Linked DNA regions of Homo sapiens: region 1 is linked to region 2. Evidence: read pairs that join two places in POLR2A ChIA-PET (ENCODE). Cell type or tissue: Panc1. All regions are shown on one strand.

What was found. Peaks named below come from ENCODE experiments on the same cell type or tissue, not always from the same donor. Only the 100,000 strongest peaks of a DNase experiment are listed, where the experiment ranks them.
Region 1: POLR2A ChIA-PET joins it to region 2 with 13 read pairs; 22 of 35 experiments call an interaction of 5 or more read pairs at or near these places.

Annotation. Positions count from the first base shown.
Region 1 is chr16:11,258,384-11,263,383 of GRCh38, forward strand. The region is part of intron 1 of LOC105371082 (a long non-coding RNA gene); the gene reads left to right. Among named protein-coding and RNA genes, the nearest start is that of SOCS1, 4.7 kb to the left of the region's middle. RefSeq lists an enhancer at 368-597. In Panc1, no CTCF peak of the experiment used is centred here; no DNase peak of the experiment used is centred here.
Region 2 is chr16:11,134,922-11,139,921 of GRCh38, forward strand. The region is part of intron 22 of CLEC16A (C-type lectin domain containing 16A); the gene reads left to right. LOC105371081 (a long non-coding RNA gene) reads right to left here and starts at 129. Exons shown (of 2, transcript XR_001752081.2): 1 at 42-129. In Panc1, no CTCF peak of the experiment used is centred here; no DNase peak of the experiment used is centred here; H3K27ac peaks cover 223 bases.

The sequences.
Region 1 (5,000 bases), 120 kb after region 2:
GTGGCAGTGTGTTGGAGCCCACAGACGCATGGCTTCAACCCCTGTGTCCATTTTTTTAAAGAGATGGAGTGTAGCTCTGTTGCTCAGGCTGGAGTGTAGTGATAGGATCGAGGAGGCACTATAGCCTCGACCTCCTGGGCTCAAGAGATTCTCCCATCTCAGCCTCCTGAGTAGCTGAGACTACAGGCACATGCCACCACACCCGGCTAATTTTTTAAATTTTTTGTAGGGATGGGGTCTCACTACGTTGCCCAGGCTGGTCTCGAACTCCTGTCCTTTAGTGACCCTCCTGCCCTGGCTTCCCAAAGCACTGCCTTATATCTATGTTTGAAGCCCTAGTCCAGGGACCACAGGCCAGGGAAGGCACAGCAAGGGAGCAGGAAAGCTTCTAAAGGTACACTCAGCACACGTGGGTTCTCCTCACTGCCACCAGTGACAGACAGCTTTGGTTTCATTTTCTGAAGTCCTGTGTTCAAAATGAAACCAAATCCAGATGCCGAAAGAGAAAAGGAAATCTGCTGGTTGACAAGCATCCACCTTGTGGGCTGTTCTGCTGGAGGGCTGGGCACCAGGCTCACAGGAAGCCAGGCAGTGCGAAACCCTGAGGGGCTCAGAGTGCTCGGTAGGATGGGACCAGGCTCTGACCCCAGACCTGCTGCATGACCTTGGGCAAGTGACCTGTCCTCTTGGGACCTGATTTGCCCCAACTGCAAAGTGATCTCTGGACATCTCGTACCTCACAGAGCAGCCAGACATGCAGAGCCAAGGGCAAAATGCCAGGCATGGAGTCGGTGCTTGGCACAATGACCTCTTGTCACAGGGCGGATGGACCAGCCCTATATCCACAGCTTACTAAACCACAGCCACAGCCAGATGTGTGGAAACATTCTCCTCCCTATCTTGGCAGATCCTCGTACCCCAAATGTGAGGGGCCCAGCCAGCATCTGGGGGAAGTCAAGATCCTGGTGGCTTATGGCACTTAGCTTTTCAGTTTCTCTTTCCGGCTTTGGTGGCGCCTTGCTGGGAAAAGTAGCTCCTGGCCAGGGTGTGTAATCGTGAAACTAGCCTCTGCCCCGGAATTCCTCAGCCCTGCTTTTCCTCTAACCCATGTGTCGGGAAGGTTCCCATGGGAGTCTGTGCCCCTGGGAACCCCGAGCAGTGGGGCTCACAGTGTGGATTCTGCTGACCGCTGGTCTGAATTTAAATGGGTCATTTCATAAGTATGTGGCCTGGGGCCAGCTTCTTAGCTTTTCTGTGCCTCAGTTTCCATATTTGCAAGATGGGATAATAACATATCTATTTCACTTCTTCAGTATTTATTCAGCAGATATTTACTGAGTTCTTACTGTGTGCCAGGCGCAGGGGACTCAGAGGTCTTCAGGCAGACCTAGGGGAGTCAGTGAATTCACACCATCAGTGCAGACCATACTGGGTGCTATGTGGGAAAGAAACAGAGAGAAAGGGGTGACTGGGTGTTTGTAAGGTGAGATAAGGAAGTTAGGGAAAGCCTCTTGGAGGTGGTGACATTAGCACTGACGTCTTTCTAAAAGTGGGATGAAGACCCCAGGTGGCGAGAACAGCCAGTGCAAAGGCCCTGTGGTGGGGGTGCTTGAAGATAGGAAAGGAGAGTTGGTATAGCGAGCCAGGGGGTGGTGTAGGGGTGAGGCATAGGGGTTGGCAGGGTCTGATCCATCAGGCACGGCCTTGCTGGGCTGTGGCAGGGCTTTGGATTTTGCCCTGAGTGCATGGACCAGCCATCCAGGCCCAAGCGACAGCATAGGACTGAGTGTGGAAAGAACCTTCTAGCTGCTGACCTTCCCAGCTGCTGGGCTTTAGCCACGATGAGCTGTAGTAGTGGCCTTGGGACACTTTCCCATGGTCCTGTGAATTGGAAATTATGTGTTTCCCTTGATCAGATGAGGAGAGCACAACTCAGGGAACTGGTGGAACTTGGTGAAGGTGTTTTGGGGAGCCCTGGGGCTTGGCAGAACCTGGCCTGAAGTCCTCTGTCGGGAGAGGTTGCTTTGATGTTTGGAGTAGATCCTTTCTGCTCCCACCACAGGAACGATTGTGTGTCTCAGTGGCGGGTAGAGGGGTGTGAGCTCAGAGGACCTGAGTCCAAGGAGAAGGTGTGAGAGGCCAGGGAACGATGGCATGAGCCAGTGGCTGACTCCAAAGTGGCGCCAGTCCTGGAGACTTGATGAGACTCTTCTAGCAGGCACAGGTGAAGAAAGGAGAGGTGAAGTCAGCTGTTACTTGAAGTAGTCAGTAGTCACTGGCTTTCAGAAAGCAGTCAAGATTGTTTCGTTAACAGCTGCAAAATAGGAGGGGCAGGAAAGTAGAATTCTAGGAATGCTGGTGGAGGGGTCCAGACACACCTGCTTCCAGTCCCAGCTCCCCTCCCCATCAGCTGTGTGGCTTCAGGCAAGTTGACTGAATCCAGTGGTCCAGAGAACTCTCACAAAGCCCGAGCCTGGGAAGCACAGTGCCTGTTCCTCAGTAAATCCCTTGGGATCTTTGTCGTGGCCTATTCACTCCATTTTTGCACAGTATTCCAACAAGCCTAACAGGTTTCTACCCACCCCACCCCATCCCATAAGTGACAAATTAGGTGTCAGCAGCTGACAGCAAGGACCAGTAGCGGTGACATAGGGGGCAAAGAACTTGCAGAAACTATGAAACTAGGCACAAGAGCTAGCACGCAGCAGGCTGGGGACGTTAGAGTGTGGAGCAGGAAGATTCCTCATGTCCATGGGCCCTCACTGTGGTGATGCTGTTGAGAATGTCGGGTATCGCAATGAGAGGTAGAATAGGGCCCAGTTCTCTCTGAGGAGGCGTCTGGTCTCAGGGCACACAGAGCAGCAGCAGTCTCCTCCCATGCCACGATGTGGGAAGCCCAGCGTCTACTGGCCCAATTGGCAGTGCCCTGAACAGGCTCAGGGAGGGGTAACCCTCAACCGAGTTGTAAAGAGTGAGCATCACGGCCGGGCGCAGTGGCTCACGCCTGTAATCCCAGCACTTTGGGAGGCGGAGGCAGGCAGATCACGAGGTCAGGAGATGGAGACCATCCTGGCTAACACGGTGAAACGCCGTCTCTACTAAAAATACAAAAAATTAGCCGGGCGTGGTGGTGGGCGCCTGTAGTCCCAGCTACTTGGGAGGCTGAGGCCGGAGAATGGCGTGAACCCAGGAGGCGGAGCTTGCAGTGAGCAGAGATGGCGCCACTGCACTGCAGCCTGGGCGACAGAGCAAGACTCCATCTCAAAAAAAAAAAGAGTGAGCATCACTTGAGTTCAGGAGTTCAAGACCAGCCTGGGCAGCATGACAAAACCCCATCTCTACAAAAATATGAAAAAATTAGTTGGGCATGGTGACACATACCTGTGGTCCCTGCTACTTGGGAGCCTCAGGTGGGAGGATCACTTGAGCTCGGAAGACAGAGATGGCAGTGAGCTGAGATCACACCACTGCACTCCAGCCCGGGTGACTTAGGGAGACCCTGTCTCAAAAAAAAAAAAAAAAAAAAAAAAAAAAAAAAGAGCTCTCACCAAGGGAACGGAGGGAGAACATATTCCGGGCAGAGCATGACAAGAATGTGAGGCCCTGGGCAGAGCATGAGGCCAAAGGTAAGCCGGACACCCCAAGGCAGCCCTAGTGGCTTCTAGGAGGAGACTCGTCTGGAGGAAGGGAGAGGGCTGGACTGGACCTCTGCCTGCCCTGGAGTAATGAGTCCCTCTGTGGGAGAGCGTTCTGGGTCACCTTGCCCAAACCAGCAAGCCCAGAGCAGGGGCTGATGTTATATCCACATGCCTTTACTGCCTCTCCAGATTCAACAGAGCTTCGCTGAGCACCCATTAGACACATTCACTGATGCTCATTCCTTTTTTATCCTCTTTTTCCTTCAATTTTCCTCCCTCTAGGTAACCCAGGCACCAGCTTGGTCTGTTCTTTGGGATCTTTTTTATTTTTATTTTTATTTTTTGATACTGGGTCTCCCTCTGTCACTCAGGCTGGGGTGCAGTGGCGTGAACACAGCTCACTGCAGCCTTGACACCCCCACCCCACCCCCACTGTGCTCAAGCAATCCTCCTGACTCAGCTTCCCATGTAGGTGGCACGCATTGCCATGCCCAGCTAATTTTTTCATTTTTAGGGAGACAGAGTCTCACTTTGTTTCCTAGGCTGGTCTCAAACTCCTGGCTTCAAGTGATCCTCCCGCGTGGGCCTCGCAAAGCGCTGAGATTATAGGCATAAGCCACTGCTCCCACCCTGGGATCTTTTTCTATGCATCTACATGCTTGTATTTTGACCCATAAAAATTATGTTCCTTGGCCAGGTGTGGTGGCTCATGCCTGTAATCCTAGCGCTTTGGGAGGTCGAGCTGGGAGGATCACTTGTGGTCAGTTCGAGGCTGTGGTGAGCTATGATTGTGCCACTGCACTCCAGCCGAGGTGACAGAGCAAGACCCCAATTATTTAAAAAAAAAAAATAGTATTCCTTTGTGTAGGACTTTTCCCTCTATCAATGTCATGTCTTTCTCCATCTTGCACTTTCCACCCAACAGATACTCTGGCAATCTGGCTAGATCACATATAGATCGACCCCATGCTCCTTAAGAACTGCATGATACTCCTCAGCGTATGTTCATTTAGCCGTCCCCGGTGGGTGGACACATAGGTTGTATTTTTGCTCTTGCAAACAGCGTGGCCTGCACCTCCCTGTACAGCCTCTTGGCACACATGTGATAAACCGTTCTTACCGTTTGAATGTTCATAGGTGCCACCCAGTCACCTGCCAGCGTGCTGTGCACATTTACCTTCTGGGCAAAAGCATTCAACAATGTTTCCCCATGCCTTCACCATTATCTTACTTTTTCCATTTTTGCCTATTTGATGATTTGGTAAGTGGTGGCTTCTCATTGTTGCTTTAATGCCTGCTTCTTCTTTCATTTATTCAACAAATACTTACTGCACTCCTAATATGTGCCAGGCACTGTGCTAA
Region 2 (5,000 bases):
CTCGTGCCCCAAGACCCACTTCCAGTGTTTCAAGGACAAACCTGCAAAGCAGCAATCCAGAAAGATGCTCCGTCCTGAGACCACCACTTCCAAACCAGGCTAGCGGTGCAGGGCTCGTTCCTGCACAGGTTTGTCCCTGGTGTGCATGAACAAAAAGCAGAAGGATGACTTCAAAATCCTGCCTGAACAAAAGCAGCAGGATTTGAGCCCCTTTCAAAGCTTTCTGGCAATTGCCTCTAAGAGATCAGCCTTCAAGTGGTGGGGCAGGGGTGTGGGGAACAGATCCTACTCAAAAATCAGCCCTGAGCTGAGTCCAAGGGGTCTCCTGTTTGCCAAGCCTCTTTTCAGGGCTCCAGAGCAGCTGTGGAGAGAGAGAGCCTCAGGGAATCTGGAGCTGGGCTCACACAGCCAGAGAAGGAACCGCGTTCCCGGATCCGGGCCTGCAAGGTTTCCCCACTCACAACATGCCCCCCAAAGACACTTTCCCAATAGACACAGTAGCACTTGTCATGGGGAGCCCTCTCTCGCTAAATATGGACACAGTAGGCAGGGCCAGCCATCTTGCCCAGATGCTTTTCTGGGAGGTGGAGGGAGGGGAAGAAGAGAGTTCCAAAGAACTGAGTGTTGCTTCACTCTTTGGGGTCATTACCTAACTCATACTGCCAAAGCGACTGTATGCCCGGGAGCCTTCTGGTCATAAGAGTGTGTCAGATGGCAGGGAACACTCCCTGGTTGCTAATAGAGAAGCCCGTGCAGTAGGTGGGGGGAGAGAACAAACCCCATATGCAATCTGCCATTTGACCTGGGCCATGCCTTAGAATGTTCTGTAGGCTCGGGTGGGCCCGCAGCAGGGCAGCCATGCCGGCAGCACAGCACAGGCCAGTGTCAGTGGCAGAGCGGGTGGCTTGGCCACACACCCCGTGTGCTCACCAGCACGGGCCTGGCCCCACACGTAGGATAGAGCTCTCCAGCCTCATCCTCCAGCCTCCTAGTCAAGCACATCTAGTGCATAACAGAAAAGACTGGAAGACACCAAGAAAAGATCGAACTTACCAAATCTTCCCACCCCAGGGTGTCCATGATCAATCCCAGCATCCTTTTTTTCATTGTTTTTCCTGTTCATTCACAATGGGGTTTCTTTTCCCAGCAGCAGAGTATTTGCCCAGGTGAGAAGCAGCAGAATGAAAGCACCCAGCACAAGCCAAAGAGTATGGGCCCAAGTCCCAGCCTTCCACCTCCACGGGAAAATTGTTAGGTGGCCTTGACCCATTTGGTTCACCTTGTTGGATCTCAGTTTATTCATATAAGAAACAGGGATGATGCTCGACAATGTGAGTGGACTTAAGAACTGAACTGTACTCTTACTAATGGCTCAGATGGTAGATTCTGTTATGTGTACCACAACCGAAAAACAAAAAATGGGATACAAGTGTCACCTCATTAGGCTCTTGTGACATAAAATGAGTTCATTCACCTAAGTGCCCAGAACAATGCCTGACCCATATAAAACGTGCAGCAAAGGTTAACTGCTCTTGCCATTTTGTTGTTGTTGTTGTTGTTGTTGTTGTTAGTTAAGGGCTGAGCCTTGGGACCCCAGAAAATAGGTTCCTTTTCTACACATTAATCAATTAGCACGAACAAAATTACGAATGCAGTAGTCCTTCTGCTGTCAATTACAAAGACATGCTGCAGTGGCACAGAGTTGCTCTTTCACAAAGACTTTCCCTGGGCGTTGGTAAAACACCGGGGTGTAATAGAGCAGGCAGAATTTTCCTCCTCACACAGAAGAGATCCTGTAATCTGCCTGAGGCCCCACAGCTCTCAGAGGCTGAGCCAGGGCTGGAGAAGAGCACAAATTGGGCCTCCAGCCCAGCACACATCCTGTCCCCTGGGGTGCTGACTGCCATCATTGGCACTGCGCCCATCTGAGCCAGGCAGTCCCCCGGAGCCTCACAACAGCTCTGGGAAGCTAGTGTCATTCCTCAGTGCCCAGTGTTACCAGCTCACAAGTGGCCAGCCAGGGCTCCCTGGTTTCCACTCCGTGAACCGCCATGCCCTCCGTTCTGAAGCATATTCAGAGGCAGAACACCTGGAAATCAGGTGAGCTTTGGGAACCCCACATATTCTTGCTGTATTCTACTCCATCGTGTGAACCAAGAGTACAGAAGTCATCAGAGAGCATGACTTGCATCTGTGTCTCAAGTCTGTATCTAAAGGAAAAGTCCATAAAATCACCCAAGGAAACATCCTAAGCCTTTTCTGTTGGTGTTTTTTTTCTTTGCTTCTGAATCATTTGTTTTATCAACCGCAAGTTCTCATTAACAGACAAGTGATAGGAGATGCCAAGGTGTGAAGGCCCCTTTATGGCAGAAAACCGAGAAACGAAAAATTCCTAGCCCTTAATTCTGTATGTAAGTTGATAAAAGTCCATCTTGATTTGATTTTTGCCTTAAAATCTCTCTGACTAGCTCAAAGACAATCCCCTGGAACAAGGTTTGGGAACCACTTCCCAAGAATTAGAGTGCCTTTGGGATCCAAGAAAATGAAATGCCAGCTGGGCGTGGTGGCTCACACCTTTAATCCCAGCACTTTGGGAGGCCGAGGCGAGTGGATCACCTGAGGTCAGGAGTTCCAGACTAGCTGGGTGACAGAGCGAGACTCCATCTAAAAAAAAAAAAAAAAAAAAAAAAGTGAAATGCCAACATGGTGAAATCCCATCTCTACTAAAAATACAAAAAGTAGCCGGGCGTGGTGGTGTGTGCCTGTAGTCCCAGCTACTCAGGAGGCTGAGGCAGGAGAATTGCTTGGACCTGGCAGGTGGAGGTTGCAGTGAACCAAGGTCGCACCACTGCACTCCAGCCTGGGTAACAGAGCGAGACTCCCTCTCAAAAAAAAGGGAAATGCAAATAAGCAGTATTGCCGAGTGCACAGTTGGTGGGAAGGAGAGTTAGTTCGTGAGGACCCACTAAGAATGGGAAAAACCAACTGAATCAAAAGGCAGAGATGCAGCAATAATGGTGCCTCAGAGACAGGCAGAAGCCATTTGATTTTCCACGTGGCCGTTTCCTTCATGCTGCTGATGGCCTCTTCAAAGCACGGCAGCTCCTGGGGGCCAGGGTACGGGACCGCCTGGTGGAGAAGAATTGGGGTAGGGAAAGAATTGGCATTTTTTAAAGGAACTTTTACAATTCCAAGGAAGTGACATGACAAACATGTTGACGAGGGTCAGGAAAAGGAAGGTTGGCTGAGCAAGCGTTTACTAAGGCCCTTGATGAATCAAATAAACACTGCACAGGGCTTACAGAGAAGCCTGGGGTCAGGGGGAGGGACTGTGAGCAAGTCTTGCCAGCTAGTGGGCTCTGTGGTGCTTCTGGCTTGGCACATGCAAAGGTGTGGCTGCAGGGTAGGGATGAACAGAGAGCTGGGAAGCTCAGCAGGGCCCGATAGCAAAGCGCTTTGTGAGCTTGCCCCATGGTTCGAATTTTATCCTAGAAGCAGCAGGAAGCCATTGAAGGTTCTAAGACAGATCAGGGGACATGGGTGGCAAAATGGACTTGGGTTTTAACTGACTGGAGTTGGGAAGGGCAGAGGAGAAGGGTGGAGTGGGAAGGCCACAAGACACATTCTGGCCCCTTCACTGCATGCTCACAGCTGTGCGTCAGGTGATGCCCGTGGGCGGATGAGAAAAGTCCCACAGGCTGGGGTGCGGCCTTCCTTACCTTTCTCTGGCCATTTGCCACTTACTTGTACTATAGGATTATATTGCTTGTTTCAAAAAACCTAAATGACCACTGTTTTCACTCAACAGCGTATCCTGGAGTGTTTTTCATTTTAGTTCGCAGGCGCACCCTCATTCGATTTTGACTGCTGCGATCATCTGGTCAAACCACTGTTCATTGAGCCAGTCCCCTACTGATGGATGTTTAGGTGGTGGCCAATTTTTTGTCCTTTAACAAATAGGCATCTCCAAGTGCCCTTGCGCAAGGGTTTCCTCAGGGTAAATAACCATGAAGTGAAAACAGAAATAGCTACGCTGAGAAACTAACAGGATTTGGTGACCAATTTGACTGAGGGAGTGGGAAGCCACAGAGCTAGCTTAAGGCAAAATCTTAAGAAGGCTTGGTTTCCCTCCCCGAATGTTCTCTGTGCATTTAGCTAGCAAGGGCATCTCGATGATCCCAACTTCTGACCCAACAGTCCTTGTGTGTCTTGTGGGTCTTGTTCTGTCCAGAAGGCCTTCGGGAGTTGTGGTGACTAGAAGGGTCCCCAGGAACTGGTGGGGGTCTCCGGGGTGGCCCACTCATAGCTTGGCTTGTCATCTCAGACAGAACCTCCAAGCTTGGCATGATGGAGACACCAGTGGGTTCTGTTCCCACCTCCTGGCACCTCTGCTGAGGTTACAGCTTTCTACACTTCTTTTCTCTCTATAACCAGAATCCCATGACTAAAATACAGTTTTCTTTATTTGCAGCTGTCCAGCCATGGCATTTAGTATAAATATGCTTTTCTCCAAAAACACACACAGTATTATTTTTTTTAACATCTCAAATTCCCAAAGGGCCAAAAGTCAATATTATCCCAGTGTGATAGGAATGGCTGTTTTGCAACATCTCTTCACACTTACACAGCCTGCTTGCTGAAGCCTCAGAGTAATCACAAAAACACATTCCAAAACCCATCAGCCTGGCTGCTGGATTGTTTTACTGTCTCTGTCACTCCCTGCTGTGAGCTCAGTCCTTGAAAGTCGCCGCCTCAGTTTCCATGTTGAGGGTGAGAAATTCACAGCGTGATTTGGGGAGCAGATGCTTCAACTGTATGAACTGCAAAGTTTGGACTGTGAAGTGCAGTGACTCCTCTGAAAATATTTGCTAGCTGGTAAAATTCAGGCTCATGGCATATGTGGTCTACTTCTAGCCTTACAGACTTATTTAAGGTCCCAGGATAAAAATCCTATTTATTGAATGCCAACTATGTGCTAGGCACTGGGCTAGGTGCTTTAC